Linked DNA regions of Homo sapiens: region 1 is linked to region 2. The links are chromatin contacts, found by Hi-C or POLR2A ChIA-PET in ENCODE. All regions are on one chromosome and are shown on one strand. Each heading gives the region's core, a stretch centred on a gene start or an enhancer-like site at or near the end of the contact. The rest is flanking DNA. Distances are from core to core; before and after follow the strand shown.

Evidence for each region. A loop is a pair of places that touch in the nucleus more often than their neighbours do. ChIA-PET counts read pairs that join two places held with the same protein, here RNA polymerase II (POLR2A). Pooled maps may share reads with other maps.
Region 1: a map of chondrocyte shows a loop between it and region 2 (2.5-fold over the local background). The contact joins the enhancer-like site here to the promoter of STK32B in region 2. A Hi-C loop is called at or near these places in 1 of 168 maps with a recorded cell type or tissue (chondrocyte) and 3 of 50 pooled maps. POLR2A ChIA-PET finds 5 or more read pairs at or near these places in 2 of 52 experiments (AG04450 and WTC11).

The regions. Positions count from the first base shown.
Region 1 is chr4:5,634,601-5,637,300 of GRCh38, reverse strand. The region is part of intron 10 of EVC2 (EvC ciliary complex subunit 2); the gene reads left to right. Among named protein-coding and RNA genes, the nearest start is that of EVC2, 73 kb to the left of the region's middle. Within about 2 kb of position 1,365, at least 3 of the 41 ENCODE cell types and tissues checked have a DNase peak (open chromatin) inside an H3K27ac peak, as active enhancers do.
Region 2 is chr4:5,050,178-5,052,877 of GRCh38, reverse strand. It overlaps STK32B (serine/threonine kinase 32B), which reads right to left and starts at 1,398. Exons shown (of 12, transcript NM_018401.3): 1 at 963-1,398. The coding sequence starts at 1,014. RefSeq lists an enhancer at 158-696.

The DNA of each region.
Region 1 (2,700 bases), core at 116-2,615, 580 kb before region 2:
CTGCAGTGGAGGTTACGTCCCCCTGCTGTGCGCCCCATGTGAACCCGTCCTGTGGGGCACCTAGAATGTTTCTAGTGGCTTTGCTATCAAAAGACTGCCTGGGGCAATGCTTTTTTATGCGGAGAGCATGAGGATAGGATGCTGGGTCGGTGCCCTACTCCCATCTGTCACGCAGTCCCTCTCCTCCTCAGGGCTTCCTGACCCTGCTCTCTCCAGGGCTTTTCTGCAGCCTGTCTCTCCCACCCACACCACCTTGCAAGCCAGCGTGTATTGGGCAGGCACCATCACTCCGGATGTCCTAGGTCACTCTGTTCAAAGACAAGCAGCCGCCTTATTTGAACCAATCTGTTTCCAGAAATAGTATCTGAGCTGCAGCATTTAATAGAACTAGTTTCCTTCCAGTCCATGCAAGTGATTCCATCTCACAAAACCACAGACTGCTTTATAATTATCCATCATGTGTTATAGTCATCTTTAAATAAAATACATAAAAATATTTTGGATGTATTATTCCACCAAGAATTAGTTTTAAAAAAGAAAAGCAAAAGGAGCAGTATCAGCTTTCCTGAGTAAAGTTTAGTACAGTACAGTCATCCCTCCCTTGATACCCAGGAAGCATTGGTTCCAGGACCCTCCCCACCATCCCACCCCCATGGATACCAAAATCCACAAATTCTCAAGTCTCTGTTATAAAATGGTGTCGTATTTGCACATAACCTACACAAATGCTCCTGTATACTTTAAATCACCTCTGTTACTTGTAATACCTAATACAATGTAAATGTTATGTAGTTATAAATAGTTTGTATAAATGCATAAAAAATAGTTTAGGGAATGTTGTTTAGGGAATAACAACAAGAAAAAAATAGTCTGTATGTGTTCAATACACACAGAAATTTTTGACCTGCAGGTGGTTATATTTATGGATGCAGAACCCACAGATACAGAGAGCTGACTGTAATTAATGTAGAGCTGAAATTTGTTCATACTATAATATTTAAATGCGTATATAATGCCTTATAGTTCTCAAAGCATTTCTCCATTGAGAAACCTTGGGGAGAGTATTGGGGGATATAGGCACAGAAGGCAGGTTGCTGGGGTTTATTTCCTCCCTCTTTTCCTCCAGTAGGCACGTTACCCAGTCACCCTGGGTCTCCTTTCCCCATCCTTAAGACAGGGATAATCATGATGCCTGAGGTCTTAGAGGGCTGTTGTGAGTATAAGTAAGTTAATTCTCGTATAGTACTTCAGCCATTGCTCGGCGCTGAGTCAACCTTGGACAAGGGTTTATTATGATTCATAACTGAATGTAATTTTTAAAGATGCCTGTGGTGTAGAACACAGAATGTGAACTCTTTCTACTTGAAGGTGGGCAAACCGAAGCCCGGAGGGGAAGTGACTGGCAATCCAGCTTCCTGCATCCAGTTCAGAGCTGGGTCCTTCCTCTGGGGTTCGTCTTCTATACCCAGGCTCTCCCCGCTGCTTTTCTGCCACTGAAAGAGGAGGCCCAGCAGATGTCTTGCCCTGGGCTGCCTGAGGCTTTCTAACCCCTGTGTGAGTCTTTGTCCTCAGCACAAGAATTCTGACATTTTCACCGTTTCTGATGGATTTGTTTTTATAAAACATTTTCACAATTTGCCTGTCTTTCTGAGTATGGGGAGTATGACAGCACAGTCGTCACTTTCGAGCGTGATTTCACTTTGTGATGCTGTAGAGTCAACATGCACAGCAGCTGCTGCAGCCAGCCTGATGCAGGCCTGTGCTTCTCACACTGGAACTTCTGTATCCTCCCTTAAGGTTTATGCCCCCTACTCCCTCCATGGGACACTCCCTCCAGGGGACACTTGCTTTTCTAGGTGTTGGAAGCCATAGGATGCATGTGCCTTATCTCCCTGAAGTCTTTTTCATTGAGAAGTTCAATAGTGGGTTGGGGGTGAGTAATCATTACTTTCACATTCCTTTATAATGCACATTTGTGGCCAGGTGTGGTAATCCCAACACTTTGGGATGCCGAGACAGGTGGATCACCTGAGGTCAGGTGTTTGAGACCAGCCTGGCCAACATGGTGAAATCCCGCCTCTACTAAAAATACAAAAATTAGCTGGGCATGGTGGTGGACACCTGTAATCCCAGCCGCTTGGGAGGCTGAGCCAGGAGAATCACTTGAACCCAGAGGGCGGAGTTTGCAGTGAACCAAGATAGCAGCACTTCACTCCAGCCTGGGCGAAAGAGTGAGACTCTGTCTCAAAAAAAAAAAAAAAAAAAAAAAAAGCACATTTGTTGACAGTATTTAAAATATAAACTTTTATTTAAGAAAACCCAGATTTCCAGCTAAAGGATGGGAAGACTGAGCTGTGTTGAGTCCGTATTCCTGCAGAGCCCTTTGGTGGACGGGGTGGAGGCTGCCCCTACAGGCAGGGCGTGCTCTTTGCACTTTGCCCCATTCCCCAGTAGTTCCTAGTGCCTGTCACACCAGGCAGCCTCACTCATTTGGAAACATGACCTCCCCTGTTTGGCAGGCCCAGGGGTGTGCCTCCCCTGCTTTAGGGCTTAGTTTTCTCATCTCTGCCATAGGAGGTTGAACTAGGTCAGGGGTGGAACTCACATCTGCAAGGCTCTGAACTCCCTTTTGAAGTGGGCATGGGAGTCCTGTCCACATGTATTTTAGAGAGTGTTTCACTATGGCACAAATACATCATT
Region 2 (2,700 bases), core at 149-2,648:
TGGCTGGAACATAGTAAGTGCTCAGTATGTCTCAGCTCTTACCTGGGGCACAGTGGAGACTGGCGAGTCAGCACAGTAGGAAACCAGCTTTGAGAGGCAGAGGGCTCTTAACATAAAAAACGGCACAGCTCGGTACTGCTTGCATTTATAAGGCACTTTTCACGTGGATTACTAGTGGTTAAGCTTCAAACAACCCTATAAAGTAGCTAGTGGTATCATAACTCACATTTCATTGATGAAGGGACTAATGTTTCAGAGAGGTGAAGTAAGTTTTCCAGGGACACGCTGCACTGGAAAGAGGGTTCTGCTAGTCCAAATAGGGAGCTCTATCGACCTGAACCGCAAGGATCCAGCCAGGAAGTTGAGATGCGGTTGGACAGCCTACACCACTTCTGCGCCAGGGGGAGGCTGCCCAGAACAGGACGCCCTCCTAGGAACCACAGAGTTTAGCAAAGAAAAGTTTCCCTCTGTCCTGGGTGATTGAGGAGAGCTGCATCCAACAGGCCCTTGCACGAGACCAAATGCGTCGTGGGCACGCGCACACACACACAGACACACGGTGCAACCCGCCCTTCCAGGCCACCTCCGTCAGCCTCAGGCTCTCAAGGAAACCTCGGTTTCCTGGGGAGCCCGAGCCTAGAACCATCCCGACTGGCCTCCGAAGTCAACTCCTCCCTTCCACACCCCCAAGTGCAGGTTTCGGGTTCAACTCTCTGAAGCCGCCTCCCCAGTCCCGCGCTAGGCACCGTCCCGACTACTAAACGGCACTGGGTACCTAGGAGTTGCCTCAGCAGAAGCGCCGCGCCTGGCACGGGTCGGGCACACACTGCATTCGCTGGGCGAAGTGGCCATGCCTGGGTCCCCGCGCCGGGCAGCATGCGGTGCCCCGCAGGGCTCGGCCGAGGGTGGTGGAGGAAGGGGATGCCCCGCGAAGCGGGAATTCGCACCTCTCGCTCTCTTACCTTCCTCATTCTCGTCAAACACGGGGGGCTTGTGGGAGTGGTTCCCGCCCATATTCCGCCGTTGCTGCCGCTGCTACATGCCCGGCCGCTGGGATGCCGGATGCGGGATGTGGGACGCGCGCAGAGATGCGGGATGCCGGGGGCGCGCCCAGTCCGGGTTGTAGCCGCGCGCGGAGCCCGAGGGGGCCGAGCACCGTGCAGGGGCGGGGACGGCGTCCCCCTTCTCCTGGACGCCCTTCCGACTGCGCTCGCAGGGACCCCGCTCTCGCCGCGCCTTCCGCCGTGCCCCGCCTCGGGCTGCGCTCGCAGCTCCTTACTCCAGTGCCCGCCCGGGAACCCGGGAGCTCCTCGCGCCGGGGCCAACGTGCGGCGCTCCTCGCCGGCTACAGCGGGCGGGAGACGCGAGGCGGCGCGGGAGCAGGGGAAGGAGGGGAAGGAGCGGGGGAGGAGGGGACGGACGAAGGCAGCACGCAGTGGGCGGCGGCAGGGCGGAAGGAGCTGAGAAAGGGATCGGCCCGGAAGAATCTGAATCCCTGCTCGGCCCTCCTCCCTCGGCCGGGAGCTCGGTCCCTGCAGGCAGTAAGCGGTTTGTCAGCACCCACTATGGCCAGGCCTCGGCTACGCGCTTTGTTAGCACCATCCCACATCCGCCTCCGACAACCCAGCAGTAAGAAAGCATCGTTCATATTTTAGAGCGCAGTAGACGGAGGTCTAGAGGTAGAGGGGCTCTTAGGTCTGTGGTTAGTCGGCCCCGGCTGCGAAGGGAGTCCCAGGACTCCCCGCTAGCCTGTATTTGCCCATTCATATTGGGATGGGCAGTGGAGTGTCTGCTGGCTCTCCAACCGACGCTGTTCCTCTTAAGGTTTTTCTCAGTGTTTAATGAATGAAAGTATCTGTTTACTTTCTGACCCCTTAAGATTAGATACTAATCTGACCCCTTCATTGTACATGGGGAAACTGAGGCCCCAGACAGCCATAGTTTGCCCCAAACCATTCTCCCTGGGAATGGCTGGGCATGAGTCTCGGGATTCCCCCAAAATTGGGCGGCATCGGCGTCCGATTTAGGGGCGAGGCTAGCATGAGGGTCCCTGGGCTCCTGCGGCGGGAGCCTGGATCGGGAGATACGCGCCACAGTTGCGGGTGCCTAAGTAAGGGGTGCGGCAGATGCGCCCCAAGACGTGTGGGGCGAGCGCGGGTTCCCAGGACGCTCCCTGAGGGACAGGCAGGTCCCCCTGCCTTGCAGTCCTGCGGGCCCAGCTCTCCGGGACTGCAGGGAATCTTTGGCTACATCCTGCCATCTGCTGGGCGCCTGGAACCACTGTCCGTGCTTTGATAGAAAGCAGGGGTTCTTTGTGACTCTCTCCATCCTATCTCGTCCCCCAGTCCCCGTCCCCTACCTGGTCTCTCTCTCCAGTTCTCTCCCCTTCTTTCTTTTTCTTGGGAGAAGGGTGAGGGAAGCCGGGGAGACTCATACAGAAACAAAACAAAACAAAACAAAACAAAAAATCTCTTAAAGGCAGTGGGAAAGAACTGAGAAGGTCTGAGGCAGGCCCACCCACCATGACCCAGAGCTGGCTCTACCATTTACTGGCAATGTGTCCCACTTTGGAGTTCTTATCTGCAAAGTGGGCTGATTGATATTAACTCCTTGGGTTGTCTGTGAGAATTATATCAGGTAATATTTATAAAAGCAGGCAACAGTGCCCGGCATATAATAAATGATGAATAAATATTTCTT